Regions from separate parts of the Homo sapiens genome. Here region 2 is linked to region 1. A link is an interaction called in ENCODE POLR2A ChIA-PET data of the cell type or tissue named here. Cell type or tissue: MCF 10A. All regions are shown on one strand. Links, peaks and the distances in the headings refer to the core of each region. The heading gives the core; the rest is flanking DNA.

Region 1 (2,500 bases), core at 1-2,500:
ATTTTGAGAGCCATACAAAAACAGCAGGCTGGAATTGGCCCATAGGCTATGGTTTGCCAACCTCTGTCCTGGAGAATGAAATTCAGGCCTTGAAAGTTGAACAGCTCATTAGTGACAGGTTCAGAGCCAATAGCAATGTGTCTTTCTGAAAAGTTTAATGTTATCAATAGCTTTGCCTTAGAGCATCATACTCTTCATCTTTTAGGGCACTAAGGTGACTGCAAGAAATTAACCAGTAGTAAAAATAGTCTGTTTTTTGTGTGTTTGGGATTTGTTTATGTGTTTTTTTGCATGGGTTACTTACAGCAGTTCTCTCCACTTTTAATGTGCTCCAAAGGGAGAGGTCTTAAGAAAGAATAGCAGTCTGCACTTATCAAACTCAGCCACAATCTCAGTCTGAGTTGGTAAAACCGAAATGGCTCCTAAGGAAAGAGGAAAATTTTATGTCATGAATAGTCACAGTACTTTAAATCTGAGGCCTCAAGTTCTAAGCATACAGGTTGTCTTCCTGACTACAGTAGCGCTATCCATGTGCAGAGACGTTCCTATATTGCTACTTGAAAATAGATAATTCATTGGTATTCCTGTATTCAATATCCCAAAAGGCATCAATGGTGTAATCATGTGCATTTAAATAATTTGATGGGATTTCCTACTTGATAAATAAAGTTACTCACCTACTTATCCCTGTCGATTTTTTTTTTTTTAAGCAAAGAAATATATTTCCTGGTGAGTCTAAGAAGATTAGTTTTTAAAATCTTTTTTGATAGAGGGTCTCAACTGTGTCACCCAGCCTGGTGTGCAGTGGCACAAGCACAGCTCACTGCACCCTTGACCTCCTGGGCCAAGCAAACCTCCTGCCTCAGCCTCCCATGTAGCTGGGACTATAGGCATGTGCTGCCATGCCTGGCTTCAAAGTAGTTATTTGTTTTTTTTAGAGACAAGGTCTCACTCAGGCTGGTGTGCAGTGGTGTGGTCACAGCTCACTGCAGTCTCAACTTTCTGGGCTCACGTGGTCCTCCTGACTCAGCCTCCTGAGTAGCTAGGATTACAGATGTCACTCTGCCTGGCCTCGAAGTAGTTTTTTTTTTTGTTTTTTTTTTTTTTTTTGCTCTGTTGCCCAGGCTGGAGTGCAGTGGCACGATCTCAGCTCACTGCAACCTCCACCTCCTGGGTTCAAGCAATTCTCTTGCCTCAGCCACCCAAGTAGCTGGGACTATAGTCACACGCCACCACACCTGGCTAAATTTTTTTTTGTATTTTTAGTAGAGATGGGGTTTTGCCATGCCATTTCAGCCAGGCTGGTCTCAAACTCCTTACCTCAGGTGATCCACCCGCCTCAGCCTCCCAAAGTGCTGGATTACAGGTGTGAGCTACCACACCCAGCCGAAGTAGTTTTTTTCTGTTAATCTTTTCCCATGCTGCAATGAAAACTTGAATGAGACTGGCAGGGTTACTGGTCTGTAAATACCCAGGCTGCCAGCTGCCATAGGTAGCAGTAAACACAAGTGCCTCTTTTCATTGCTTAGGCCAAGTTTCAGGTCTTAGGCCTGTACCATATTAAGAGGAAAAACTAAAAATAAGGAGGGTTTCCAAACACCCCCACCAACCTTGAATTTTTTAAAAAATGAGGGAACCACAATTAATAAACACTATTCCTGGCACCTGTCCATGATTTCACTTGCTGGGTTGAAACAAACTAGTGTCAGTGGGATTTTATGTTGAAATTTTGGATCATGCCTCACTCAAATTTAAACCAGAAAAGCAAAACCCAGAGGGATAAATTCTGCAAGTCCCAAAGGGACACAAAGAGGTGGCTAAGTGCCTAGGAATTCACACAAAGGAAAACACCGTGCTAAGAGCAACTAATTAAGAACTTAAAAAGAGTGACAATGACTCCTGTGAATGTTGTTGCTTAATTAGGGCTTTATGAACACAGCTCCAGTTAATGGACCTGTCAATATACTCTTGAAAAACAATTTCACTGAATTAACAAATTAACTGTAATAACTTAAAATCTCTGCTTAGCAACATCTTTCTCCTTAATGCTATTTAGGAACACTTGTAATGAGCCAACTTGATGAGTCATAAATTTGTCAGTTTAGTAGCCTAAGGCTTGTTCAGAGGAGACCCTGTTACTTGTTTGGTCTTCCTTGCCCTCCAGTAAAGGCCCTTTAGGATGTAAGAATGTTCTGTGCTGCTTCTTAAGGGTGATATACTCATTGGGAAAGTACAGTAAAAAGGACTTTAAAATTTATTTTATTTTACAATACTTTTAGATTTATAGAAAAGTTGGGAAGATGGTACAAAGAGTTCCCATATATACCATACCCAGTTTCCCCTAATAACATCTTACATTGGTATATTATGGTTGTCACAATTAAATGGGCTAATATTGATACATTAGTATTAACTAAAGTCCATACTTTGTTCAGATTTCATTAGTTTTTATGTAATGTCTTTTGTCTGTTCTAGGATCCCGTTGAAGATACCACATTAC
Region 2 (14,288 bases), core at 8,876-11,375, 1.1 Mb after region 1:
CCTAATGTAAACACTACTGCTATGAATTTCCTCCTAAGTACTACTTGTATCTTACAGGTTTTGATATATAATCTTCTCATTACCATTTATTTCTTCTAAGTATTTTCTAATTTCTACTGATTTCTCCTTTGATCCACAAGTTGTTGAAAAGTGCATTTAAAAATTTTCCAAACTTTTTTTTCCTTTATCTTTTTGTAACTGATTTCTAACTTAATTTCATTTAGATACTTATGAGGAGGCCAGGAGCAGTGGCTCATGCCTGTAATCCCAGCACTTTGGGAGGCTGAGGCAGGTGGATCACGAGGTCAGGAGTTCGAAACCATCCTGGCTAACACGGTGAAACCTCGTCTCTACTAAAAATACAAAAAATTAGCCGGGCGTGGTGATGGGCGACTGTAGTCCCAGCTACTTGGAAGGCTGAGGCAGGAGAATAGCGTGAACCCAGGAGATGGAGCCTGCAGTGAGCCGAGATCATGCCACTGCACTCCAGGCTGGGGGACAGAGCAAGACTCCATCACACACACACACACACACACACACACACACACACACACACACACACCTATCAGTTAGATACTTATGAGGCTAACTTTATGGCCTGGAATGTTGTTAATTTTTGTAAATGTTCCATGTGTACTTGAAAATAATGCTTATTCTCCAATTTTCTCTTTTTTTTTTTTTTTTTTTTTTTTGAGACGGAGTCTCGCTCTGTCGCCCAGGCTGGAGTGCAGTGGCGGGATCTCGGCTCATTGCAACCTCCGCCTCCTGGGTTCAAGCGATTCTTCTGCCTCAGCCTCCGGAGTAGCTGGGATTACAGGTGCCTGCCACGACGCCCGGCTAATTTTTGTATTTTTACTAGAGACGGGATTTCACCATGTTGGCCAAGCTGGTCTTGAACTCCTGACCTCAGGTGATCCAACTGCCTTGGCCTCCCAAAGTGCTGGGATTGCAGGCGTGAGCCACTGCGCCCGGCCCTCCAATTTTCTATTTCTATTAGGCCAGCCTACTAACTGTGCTGTTCCAGATGTTCTATATATGGCATGACTTTCTTCGGCCTGTTTGAACTAGCAAGTACTAGGGAAGGTATTTTAATAAACCTATTATGATAATAAATTCGTCACTATCTCCTTGAAGAATTTGTCAATTTTTGCTTTTATGTATTTTTAAATGCTGTGTTTTGAGTGCTTTCTAGTTTAGAATTGTTATATCTTACTGGTTAATTGATCCTTTTATTATTTTGTAATGATTTTATTTTGTAGTGATTAGTAATTCTTTCTGCTTAATAGTTATTTTGTCTGCTAGAAATATAGTTAAATTAGCTTTCTTGTGATTAGAATTTACCTATATTATATATTTCCATTCTTTGAATTTTAGTGTTTCTGTGTTCTTATATTTTACCTGTATTTTTCGTAATCATCATGTGGTCAGATTTAGTTTTTTTTGTATTTACTTTTATTTTATTTTACATAAAAAATTTTTTAGAGGCAAGGTCTCACTCTGTCACCCAGGCTGGAGCGTAGTGGCATGATCTTGGCTCACTGCAGCCTCAACCTCCTGGGCTGAAGAGATCCCCCTGCCTCAGCCTCCTGAGTAGCTTGGACTACAAGCACACACCTCCGTGCCCTGCTTATTTATTTATTTATTTTTTATTTATTTATTTGAGATGGAGTCTCACTCTGTTGCCCAAGCTAGAGTACAGTGGTACGTTCTTGGCTCACTGCAACCTCCACCTCCCGGGCTCAAGCAATTCTCCTGCCTCAGCCTCCTAAGTAGCTGGGATTACAGGTGCATACCACCATGCCCATCTAATTTTTTTGTATTTTAGTAGAGACGGGGTTTCACCATGTTGCCCAGGGTAGTTTCAAACTCCTGAGCTCAGGCAATCCAGCCGCCTTGGCCTCCCACAGTGCTGAGATTACAGGCGTGAGCCATCGTGCCTGGCCACTCTGCTTATTTATTTATTTTTTCTTAATTTTTGTAGAGACAGGGTCTCACTATGTTGCCCATTCTGGTCTCAAACTCCTGGCCTCAAGTAGTCCTCCTGCCTTGACCTCCCAAAGTGCTGGGATTATAGGTGTGAACCACTGCACTGGCCCAGGATTTTGTTTTTGTTTTTTTTAATTAATTAATTAATTAATTAATTATTTTGAGACAAAGTTTCGCTCTTGTTGTCCAGGCTGGAGTGCAATGGTGCAATCTTGGCTCACTATAACCTCTGCCTCCTGAGTTCAAGAGATTCTCCTGCTTCAGCCTCCCAAATAGCTGGTATTACAGGCATGCACCACCATGCCCAGCTAATTTGTTTTTTTTTTTTTTTTTTTTGAGATAGGGTCTCACCTGTCATGCAGCCTGAAGTGCAGTAGCACAAATATGGTTCACTGCAGCCTCAAACTTCTCAGCTCAAGTGATCCTCCCACCTCAGCCTCCTGAGTAGCTGGGAGCACAGGTGTGTGCCACCATGCTTGACTACTTTTTAAAATTTTTTGTAGAGATGGGGTCTCACTATGTTGCCCAGGCTGGTCACAAACTCCTGGGCTCAAGCAATCCTCCTGCCTTGGCCTATAGAAGTGCTGGGATTACAGGCGCCAGCCACTATGCCTGGCCAGGTTTTTTGTTTTTAAATCCAATTTGACAATCCATCTTTTAGCTAGAAAATTTAGTACATTTACATTTAGAGTAATTTCTAATATATTTGATTTTGTTTTATTTGCTTTTTATTTCCTATTTTTCTGTTCCTCTTTTCTCCTTTTCTTACCTTATTTTAGATGGATCGAGCTATTTTTGTACTTTTTCTTTTCCACTTTCCTCCCTTTACTTGCTTGGGATATAAGAAAAAGGGAGGTCAAAGATGACTCCCGTGTTTTGGGTCTCAGCAACAGGAAGAATGGAATTGCCATTGACTTGAGTTCATATTTGGGCATTATGATGCTATTTATTTATTTATTTATATTTTTGAGATGGAGTCTGGCTCTGTGTCCCAGGCTGGAGTGCAGTGGCATGATCTCAGCTCACTGCAAGCTCCGCCTCCCGGGTTCATGCCATTCTCCTGCCTCAGCCTCCTGAGTAGCTGGGACTACAGGCGTCCGCCACCATGCCCAGCTAATTTTTTTGTATTTTTAGTAGAGATGGGGTTTCACTGTGTTAGCCAGGATGGTCTCGATCTCCTGACCTCATGATCCACCCGCCTCGGCCTCCCGAAGTGCTGGGATTACAGGCGTGAGCCACCGTGCCCGGCCCATTTATTTATTTTTATTTATTTATTTAGCAGAGACAGGTTTCACCATGTTGGCCAGGCTGGTCTCGAACTCCTGACCTCAAAGCAATCCACTCGCCTCAGCCTCCCAAAGTGTTGGGATTACAGGCGTGAGCTACTATGCCTGGCCGTATGATGCATTTTAGACAATCAAGTAAAGATGTCAAATGGGCAGCTGGACATGCAAATCTGAAGTACAGAAGGAAATCTGAGTCAGAGATAAAATTTATAATTTTATTAGAGTACAAATTATATTGAAAACACAGACTATATACGATTGCCAAGGAAGTACAATCAGAGAACAGATCCAAGGACCAAGTCTTAGAACTCTTCACTGTTAAAAGGTTAAGAGATAGAGGAGCAACCAGGAAAGGAGAAGACTGAGGAGTGGCCAGTGATATGGAATCAAAACTGGGAGTTAAGAAAATGTTTCAGGGAGAATTGATTTTGGTTAATTTGTCTTGGGGTCATTCTAACTCTTTACTTTTGTGTTATCTCATTATGAATTTTAAAGTTAAAAATTATATTTAACCTATCATTTTAGTTGTTTTTTGGGGAAGATTGTTCAGAAATTATAATCCATACAATGTCAGAAATGGAAATTGTACCAACCCTTTTTTCAATATTATAAAGAAAAACCCTGGCTGGACGCAGTGCCTCATGCCTTATAATCCCAGGATTTTGGGTAGCTGAGTGGGGAGGATCGCTTGCGGCCTCAGGAGTTCAAGGCCAGCCTGGGCAACATAGTGAGACCCTGTCTCTACAAAAAAAAAAAACATAAAAAATTAGCTGGACATGGTGGCACATCCTGTCGTCCCAGCTACTCAGGGTGGGGGTGGGGATGGGGCAAGGGGTGCTCTAAGGTGGGAGGATCACTTGAGCACAGGAGTTTGAAGCTATAGTGAGCTGTGATTGCACCACTGCACTCCAGCCTGAGTGACACAGAGAGATCCTGTCTCAAAATAAAGTCTAAATTTAAACTATACTTAAAAAAAAAGTACTGGAGTTTCACTCTTGTTGCCCAGGCTAGAGTGCAGTGGCATGATCTCGGCTTACTGCAGCCTCCACCTCTGGGGGTTCAAGTGACTAACCTGCCTCAGCCTCCCGAGTAGCTGGGACTGTAGGCACCTGTCACCATGCCCATCTAATTTGTTTGTAGTTTTAGTAGAGACGGGGTTTCTCCATGTTAGCCAGGCTGGTCTCCAACTCCTGACCTCAGGTGATCCACCTGCCTCAGCCTCCCAAAGTGCTGGGATTACAGGCGTGAGCCACCGTGCCCAGCCAATAATTTTTTTTTTAGAGATAGGTTCTCGCTATGTTGCCCAGACTGGTCTCAAGCTCCTGGGCTCAAGCAATCCCCCGCCTTGGCCTCCTAAAGTGCTGGGATTACGGCATGAGCTACTGCACCCAGCCAAGTGATACTCTGGGCACGTATTTCTCTCAATCGATAGCTACTTAGACTATCATATCAGGGTTTTTCTTTTTATTTATTTAATTTATTTTTGAGACAGGGTCTTGCTCTGTTGCCCAGACTGGAGTGCAGTGGTGCAAGCATAGCTCACTGCAGTCTTGATCTCACAGGCTCTAGCAATCCTCTTGCCTCTGCCTGCCTAGGCTGAGGGGCTACAGGACTACAGGGACCGAGGGGCTACAGTGCAGCTGGGACTACAGGTGCACACCACCACACCTGGTTAATTTTTAAAATTATCTGTAGAGATGGTGTCTTGCTATATTGCCCAGGCTAGTCTCAAACTCCTGAACTCAAGCAATCCTCCCACGTTGGCCTTTCAAACTGATGGGATTACAGGCATGAGCCATTGTGCCCACCCTAAATTTAGACTTTAAAAATAAATGTATATTTTACTCATTTCAACAGCATCTACATATTGTTGAAAACATCTTCATTTAGACTTGCTTATTTAAGCATTCAACAAACACTTATTGAACATCAACAATGTACTGTCAGATAGGTTTCTGATTTCATGGAGTTTACCTTGTAGTGAAGGAGGGGCAAAGAAAAGGTAAGATAATCTCAGATAATGACAAGTACTCTGAAGAAATTAAAATAGGATATGATAGAAAACATTACTTAAGATGGGTGTTCAGGGAAGACCTCTCTGAGGGGATTGCCTTTAAGCTGAGACTTGAGTGACAAGGAGTAAGTGAAAGTATCATCTGCCTACAGTCAAGGAGTGACACATATACACATAAATTTAAGTCCCCAGATTAAGAACCACTGTCAGCCAGGAGCAGTGACTCATGCCTGTAGTCTCAGCACTTTGGGAGGCTAAGGTGGGAGGATTGCTTGAACCCAAGAGTTTGAGACCAGCCTGCATAAGAGGGTGAGACTCCATCTCTACAAAAATAATAAAAAAATAAGCTAGGCATGGTGATGCGTACCTGTAGTCCCCTTAGCTTGTTCAGTTCAGGTCACGTGAGCCAAGATATTCCTTTCTTGGCTCTAAACCATAGGTTTGAGTTTTTGTCAGTAAAATAGGGCCAAGAGCCTGGATTTTCAGTCTAGGGTGCTGGAAAGGTTAATTGATGCCTGTAACATTCTTTAAGATCTTTAGATGAAAGACTCGGGGCTGTATACAGAATTACCAAGGGCTTGGAAGCTCTTCCCTTCCAAGCCCCAGGGAAAATCCCTTCATATCAGTAACCTAGGCCTTTCCTCTCCAGTCTGTAGCTGTGGGACAATGGTTCTCAAACTTTTGCAGGCATTAGAATCAAAGGTTGTGATGTGAATTCCCAGGCTCTCTGCCTGAGATTCTGATTCTCCCTGAGGTTCTGAATTCTTACCTTCTTAGTTCTGTATTCTTCTGTACCCTTGTCTGGTGTCTCATGCTTCCCAATACTCTACATTTTTGTCTCTGCAAATGGATCTGAGGGTGTACTTGTCCATATAAACTATTGTCAGAGACATCTTTGGCTTTTTTTTTTCCCTGAAGGCAATCCAGAGCAGAGATTGGGGAAGGCAGGAATGTGTCTGTATCTACTTCTCAAATGTACATTGACATTCATTAGGAGGAGAGTTTGGGATAATTATTTGAATGAAAGGAGGGAGGAATTGCTGACTGGCACAAAATGAGAGAAGGTGAGTACAAGGAAAGCAACCCTGGTTTGAGGGCCAAGTTCATTGCCTCTTTCCTCTTTTCCTGGTGCTGAATCCTACTAAAGGGCTGTCCAGGGATTGGTCTTTCATTCATTCATCCATTCAACAAATGCATATTAAATATATTATATGCCAGGCAGTAGGAATTCAGTGTTAACTAAGACAGGATCTCTCCTCTCCTGTATTTTTCTGTCTCCCCTACTAGAATGGAGACATTCTAGTAGAAAAACACATATAAGCTGGGTGCCGTGGTACATGCCTGTAGTCCCAGCTATGAGGGAGGGTGAGATGGAAGGATTGCTCAAGCGCAGGAATTTGAGGCTGCAGTGAGCCATGATTAGATTGTTGTACTGTCCTCCAGCCTGGGCAACAGAGTGAGACTCTGTCTCAAGAAAAAAAAAAAAAAAAAGTCAGCCTTGATAAAAGGAAGGAGGAAGTGGAGGGTGGAGGGAAACATTCTTGGCAAAGGAAACATGAGTTCAAAGGCCATCAGGCAGGAAAAACTTTGAAATGCTTGAGAAACTGAAAGAAGGACTATCTTGCTGGAGTGGAGGAGTGAGAGAGAGAATATTGCAGGATGAGGTTGGAGAGGGTGAGGATTAGGGTTTATAGGTCACCATAATTAATGCCTTGGAAGAAGTAGTGTGGGCAAGGGAGCCTTGCCACTTGGGGTAAGAATAGTAGTGGCCAACCTAGAATAGCCAAAACAATCTTGAAAATGAAGAACCAAGTTGGAGGACTCGCATTTTCTGATTTCAGAACTTACTACAAAGCTATAATAATCAAGACAGTGTGTGGTACTGTCATAAGGATAGACATACAGATAAGTAGAATTGATAGTCCAGAAACAAACCCTCACACTTATGGTCAATTAATTTTTGATAAGGTTGCCAAGACAATTCAATGGTGAAAAAATAGTCTTTTTTCTTTTTCTTTTTCTTTCTTTTTTTTTTTTTTTTTTTGAGATGGGAGTCTCATTCTGTTGCCCAGGCTGGAGTGCAGTAGCATGATCTCGGCTCACTGCAACCTCTGCCTCCCAGGTTCAAGCAATCCTCCCACCTCAGCCTCCCAAGTAGCTGGGACTACAGGCGTGCACCACCACACCGGGCTAATTTTTATATTTTTAGTAGAGTCAGGGTTTCACCATATTGGCCAGGCTAGTCTTGAACTCCTCACCTCAGGTGATCCACCCACCTCAGCCTCCCAAAGTGTGGGATTACAGGCATGAGCCAACGTGCCTGACTGAAAGGATCATCTTTTTGATACATGGTGCTGAGAAAACTAGATATCCACATGCAAAAGAATGAAGCTGAACACCTACTTCACATCGTATGTAAAAATTAACTCAAAATGGATCAATAACCTAAATGTAAGAGCTAAAATATTTCTTAGAAGAAAACATAGGTATAAATCTTTATGACCTTGGATTTGGCAATGGTTTCTTAGATATGATACCAAAAGCACAAGGAACAAAAGAAAAAAAAAAACAAATTGGACATCATCAAAATAAAAAACTTCTGTGCACCAAATGACACTGCCTAGAAAGTGAAAAGACAACCCACAGAATGGGATAAAATATTTGCAAATATAAAACTGATAAGGGACCCAAGATAATTTAAAACTTATGTCCACATAAAGACATACACAAATGTTCATAGCCGCATTATTTATGACAGACAAAAAGTAGAAATAACCCAAAAGAGTCACCAACCCAAACTGATGAATGGATAAGTAAAATGTGTTATATCCATACAGTGAAATATTATTTGGCCATAAAATGGAATGCAGCACCCACACATGCTACAAGAAGAATAAACCTTGAAAAACATCATTCTAAGTGAATGAAGCCAGTTACAAGGATCATATATTATTCCATTTATATGAAATATCCATAATAGGCAAATCTATAAAGTCATAAAGTGAACTAGTGGTTGCCTAGGGCTGGGGGCCTAGGGATAATGGCTATGGGGTGCAGGAATTCTTTTTAGGAGTGAAGAAAATGTTCTAAAATAGATGTGATAAGCACGGCATGGTGGCACACACCTGTAGTTCCTGCTACTCAGGAGGCTGAGGCCAGGAGTTAGAGGCCACAGTGTGCTATGATCTTGTATGTGAACAGCCACTGCACTCCAGCCTGAGCAACATAGCAAGATCTCATCTCTAAAAGTTAAAAAAAAAAAAAAAAGATGTGATGATTGCACAGCTCTGCATATAATAAAAGTTATTGACTTGAACACTTTGAGTGAATTGTGTGATATGTGAGTTATATTTTAAGAAAGCTATTAAGGTGGGGTGCAGTAGCTCATGTCTGTGATCCCAGCACTTTGGGAGGCCAAGGTAGGAGGATTGCTTGAGTCCAGGAGTTTCAGGTTGCAGTGAGTTATGGTTGCACCACTGCACTCCATCCTGGGCAACAGAGCAAGACTCTGTCTCTAAAAAAAAATAGATAAAAAAAATAAAGCTGTTAAAAAATAAAAAGAATGGTAAGGGCCAGAACCTAACAGCAAGGTCAAAATGGGGAGGTTGAAAACCTCTAGGGCCTCCAAGACCAAAGGAATTACCACTTCTGGACAAGAACTGGGGAATTTTTCAGTACCAATTCCAGGAACCTACTAGCTAAGTGAACCCAAGGGAAGAATCATGGCCTTGGGGGGTTTCTCCAGGTTGTTTTCAGAGACATGTTTGTTCACCTTCCATTAATATATCCACTTACAAAGGGGATTATAATGTGCAGTGATGCAAACTAGACCATGTTCCTTCACTAGATCCTCTGCTATTTTCCCTATCTATTTTTGAGACAGTCTTGCTGTGTCAGCCAGGCTGGAGTGCATTGGTGGGATGTCAGCTCACTGCAACCTCTGCTTCTTGGGTTCAAGCGATCCTCCCACCTTAACCTCCCAAGTAGCTGGGACTATAGGCGCCTGCCACCATGCTCATTTAAGTTTTGTATCTTTTGTAGAGATGGAGTTTCACCATGTTGGCCAGGCTGGTCTCAAACTCCTGAGCTCAAGTAATCTGCCCACCTCAGCCTCCCAAAGTGCTGGGATTACAGGTGTGAGCCACTGTGCCCGGCTTCCTCTGCCATTTTCTTTCTTTCTTTTTCTTTTTTTTTGAGACGGGTTTCCACTCTTGTTGCCCAGGCTGGAGGGCAATGATGCAATCTTGGCTCACTGCAACCTCAGCTGCTGGGGTTCAAGCAATTCTCCTGCCTCAGCTTCCCAGGTAGTTGGGATTACAGGTGCACGCCACCATGCCTGGCTAATTTTTGTATTTTTAGTAGAGACGGGGTTTCACCATGTTGACCAGGCTGGTCTCGAACTCCTGACCTCAGGTGAATCTGCCTGCCTCGGCTTCCCAAAGTGCTGGGATTACAAGCATGAGCCACCACAGCTGACCAAAAAAATTTTTTTCAAAACAAAAAAATTTAATGAGAAGAGTGGCATCTTCAATGTCTGGCTTTATAAAAGCTTGATTCTTATATCTGCTTCTGTATTCAGTCAAATCCATGAGTGTTTTGGTTGAAGAATATGAAGAAAATCTGGCTCAACACAGCTATGTAGTTGGAAAAGGAAGAAATACTTCAACAGATTTTTCAGAAAACTGGATATTCCCTTCAATACACCAAAATCCAACAACTGTTAGTTTCTTAAAGGTTGAGACCATAACTATAAAATGTCCATACTCTGTTATATTAAAATCCATTGGTCTATCACATACTTTCATTCTGTGTTGTTGTTTTGAGACAGGGTCTTGCTCAGCTACCCAGGGTGGAGTGCAGTGTCTGCAATCACTGCTCATTTCAGCCTTGACTTCCTGGGCTCAGGCGATCCTCCCACCTCAGACTACAGGCATGTGCCACCACACCCAGCTAATTTTTTATATTTTTAGTAGAGACAGGGTTTTGCCATGTTGCCTAGGCTGATCTTGAACTTCTGAGCTCAAGTGATCCTCCAGCTTTGGCCTCCCAAAGTGCTGGGATTATAGGCATGAGCCACGGTGCCCAGCCCTAATCAAAAAAAATTATTTGTAGAGACAGGGTGTCCCTATGTTGCCCAGGCTGGTCTGGAACTCGTGGGCTCAAGCGATCCTCCTGCCTCAGCCTCCCAAAGTGCTGGGATTACAGGCCTATTATGTACTTTCTTTTTTTTTTTTTTAGATGGAGTCTCGCTCTGTTGCCCAGGCTGGAGTGCAGTGGTGCCATCTCAGCTCACTGTAACCTCTGCCTCCTGGGTTCAAGCGATTCTCATACCTCAGCCTCCCGAGTAGCTGGGACTACAGGTGCTCACCACCATACCCAGCTAATTTTTGTATTGTTAATAGAGACGGGGTTTCACTATGTTGGCCAGTCTGGTCTCGAACTCCTGACCTCAAGTGATCCACCTGCCTTGGCCTCCCAAAATGTTGGGATTACAGGCATGAGCCACCGCGCCTGGCCTAATATACTTTCAGTGGATCTTTTACACATGTATGATTTTGTAACATCATGATTGGTCATTTGGAAAACATTGGTTCACTGAACTGTGCAGATCTTTCAAATATTGACACATTTTTATTATATAATATAAAAAACACATTTATTAATACCATGATTTATCTCATCAAAAAAGTTTTTAAAGCTTTTAGAAAACTGTCAACCAGGAATATATACAATTTTCCAAAATTCTCATTTTTGCTCAAAGGTTTTGAATTTTATCATTGGAAATAAATATTGTCAGGTGTTTTCCTTCAAGTGACAGGCTCCAGAGAATGTCTGCCAAATATCCACATCTGAATTACCAACATTTGCCTGTCAGTGCTATTTTCAAGTAAAAATGGTGTTCTATGAAAACAAAAAAGGCCAATGCAGCTTGCAACCAAAATAGCTATGCTCCTTGAGATAACAAATGTACTTTGATATATAGCAGAAGTGCTCTGTGTATCCTTCTCATTTCCTCACATAGAATATTAAAAACACTTGTACTCAAGGGTCAAGTTTTAATAAAATTAATTTTTACTGCTTCATCAAGGATTCTTAATAAAATCGGCCTTTTCCTGCTTTGAGTGCCCAATGGGGAAGAATACATTTACTGCTAGTACAGTTTGATACCATTACCTAATACTGTGCTGAGGTACCAGCTATCTTTGTTTGTTTTTTAGAAACAGGAGCTCACTCTGTTGCCCAGGCTGGATTGCAGTGGTGAGATCATAGCTCACTGTAGCCTTAAACTCCTGGGCTCAAGCAATCCTCCTGCCTTGGCCTCTTGAGTAGCAGGGACTACAGGCGTGCACCACCACACCCAGCAGTACCAGCAAATTTTTAGCCCCCCCCCCCATTGCTTTTGTACCATCAGTGCAAGTCAATATAGTGAAAAATAATATATTAGAATTATAATGAAAATAGTTTTGACTTCATGGATTCCCCTGAAAAGGTCTTGAGGGCTGCAGGAATCTATAGAGCATACTCTGAGAATTGTGGCAATATGGCCAGGCGCGGTGGCTCCTCCCTGTAATCCCAGCACTTTGGGAGGCAAAGGCGGGTGGATCATCTGAGGTCAGAAGCTCAAGACCAGACTGGCCAACATAGTGAAACCCTGTCTCTACTAAAAATACAAAATTAGCTGGGTGTGGTGGCGGGCTCCTGTAGTCCCAGCTACTTGGGAGGTTGAGGCAGAAGAATTGCTTGAACCTGGGAGATGGAGGTTGCAGTGAGCCAAGATCAAGCCACTGCACTCCAGGCTGGGTGACAGAGCGAGACTCCATCTTAAAATAAAATAAAATAAAAAGCTGGGTGTGGTAGTGCATGCCTGTAATCCCAGCTACTTGAGAAGCTGAGGCACAAGAATCACTTGAACCTGGGAGGCAGAGGTTGCAGTGAGCTGAGACCGTGCCACTGCACTCCAGCCTGGGTGATAAAGTGAGACTCCGTCTAGCCAGGTGGGGGTAAGAATTCACCGGGTGTGGTGGCTCACGCCTGTAATCCCAGCACTTTGGGAAGCCAAGGCAGGTGGATTACTTGAGGTCGCGAGTTCAAGACCAGCCTGGCCAATATGGTGAAACTCCGTCTCTACTACACACACACACACACACACACACACACACACACACACACACACACACACAATTAGCCAGGTGTGGTGGTGCATGCCTGTAATCCCAGCTACTCTGGAGGCTGAGGCAGGAGAATCGCTTGAACCTGGGAATCGGAGGTTGCAGTGAGCCGAGATTGTGCCACTACACTCCAGCCTGGGCATCGCAGCAAGACTTTGTCTCAAAAACAACAACAAAATTGTGGTAATATACCCGTGTATGTGTGTGTATGTCAAAGTATAAGTGAAATATTTCTTCCCTAAGTTCACATTTCTCTGAGTTAAATGTAACTCCCTAGATTTTGCCCAAAAAAGTACATTCTAACTTTTTTAAATTTTATTTTTCTTCTTAATTTGTTGGATAAACACACTAATAATAACAATAAAGATTTTCAAAAACAAAAAAAATCTACTAACTCTCTAAAGTTTGGTTTTAAGGTAATAACTGGGGTGGTTTTGGAAAATAGTTTTGTTACCAAGGTGTTACATACTCATTGTAAACAAATTCAAACAATATATGCACAAATAAAATGATATACTTCTAGTAAAAAACTGAAATAATTTCACTTTTTCCCTCACTTGGCAGTGTACCATGCACAATCAGCCTTCTGATTTTCTTCTTTTTTTTTTTTTTTTGAGATAGAGTCTTGCTCTGTCGTCAGGCTGGAGTGCAGTGGCGTGATTTTGGCTCATTGCATCCTCCGCCTCCTGGGTTCAGGCTATTCCCCTGCCTCAGCCTTCCAAGTAGTTGGGACTACAGGCGCGAGCCACCACGGCCAGCTAATTTTTTGTGTTTTAGTAGAGACAGGGTTTCACCATGTTGGTCAGGATGGTCTCAATCTCCTGACCTCGTGATCTGCCCACCTCAGCCTCTCAAAGTGCTGGGGTTACAGGCGTGAGCCACTGTGCCTGGCCTCTTCATTCTTTTTAACAAGTATATTGTAGGTCATGTTATAACTGTACCGCAGCTTACTTAGCCACTTATTGATAGACAAGTAAGGTTTGTCTGTTTTGAGACAGAGTCTCACTCTTTTGTCCAAGCTGGAGTGCAGTGGCATGATCTTGCACACTGCAACCTCCGTTTCCCAGCTTCAAGTGATTCTCGTGCCTCAGTCTCCTGAGAAGCTGGGACTACAGGTGTGCACCAACCCCCTGGCTAATGTTTTTTCTTTTTTTTTGAGACAGTCTCGCTCTGTCACCGAGGTTGGAGTGCAGCGGTGTGATCTCAGCTCACTGCAACCTTTGCTCCAAGGTTCAAGCGATTCTCCTGCCTCAGCCTCCCGAGTAGCTGGGATTACAGGCATCTGCCACCATGCCTGGCTAATTTTTGTATTTTTTAGTAGAGACGAAGTTTCGCCATGTTGGTCAGGCTGGTCTCAAACTCCTGACCTCAAGTGATCCACCCATCTTGGCCTCCCAAAGTGCTGGGATTACAGGTGTGAGCCACCCTGTCTGGCTTTTTTTTTTTTTTTTTTAAGTAGAGATAGGGTTTCACCATGTGGCCAGGCTGGTCTTGAACTCCTGACCTCAAATGATCCGTCTGCCTCAGTCTCCCAAAGTGCTGGGATTATAGGAGTGAGCCACCGTGCCTAGCCCTGACAAGTAAGGTTTTAATTAATGTCCCTGTACACATTTTTTTTTTTTTTTTTTAGTTAATGTGTGAGGGTTTCTGTGCCACTTTTCCTCCAGAGTTGGAAATGGATTTGCTAAATCAAAGGGTAGTTGCACTTAAAAAAAAAAAAAAAAAAAAAAAAGAAGGACCGGGCACATGGCTCACGCCTGTAAACCCAGCACTTTGGGAGGCTGAGGTGGGTGGATCACTTGAGGTCAGAATTTCCAGGCCAGACTGGCAAAC

What was found. Peaks named below come from ENCODE experiments on the same cell type or tissue, not always from the same donor. Only the 100,000 strongest peaks of a DNase experiment are listed, where the experiment ranks them.
Region 2: POLR2A ChIA-PET joins it to region 1 with 5 read pairs; 2 of 35 experiments call an interaction of 5 or more read pairs at or near these places.

What each region holds. Positions count from the first base shown.
Region 1 is chr5:139,280,264-139,282,763 of GRCh38, forward strand. SNHG4 (small nucleolar RNA host gene 4) reads left to right here. Exons shown (of 7, transcript NR_182757.1): 7 at 2,476-2,500. LOC124901081 (a long non-coding RNA gene) reads right to left here. Exons shown (of 4, transcript XR_007058956.1): 3 at 305-422. It also overlaps a transcript of MATR3 not described here. Among named protein-coding and RNA genes, the nearest start is that of SNORA74A, 2.7 kb to the left of the region's middle. In MCF 10A, for the core only: no CTCF peak of the experiment used is centred there; a DNase peak (open chromatin) is centred at 998.
Region 2 is chr5:140,376,708-140,390,995 of GRCh38, forward strand. The region is part of intron 1 of ANKHD1-DT (ANKHD1 divergent transcript); the gene reads right to left. It overlaps LOC124901087 (a long non-coding RNA gene), which reads left to right and starts at 3,328. Exons shown (of 2, transcript XR_007058967.1): 1 at 3,328-6,350; 2 at 9,866-10,082. RefSeq lists a silencer at 5,408-5,527. In MCF 10A, for the core only: no CTCF peak of the experiment used is centred there; no DNase peak of the experiment used is centred there.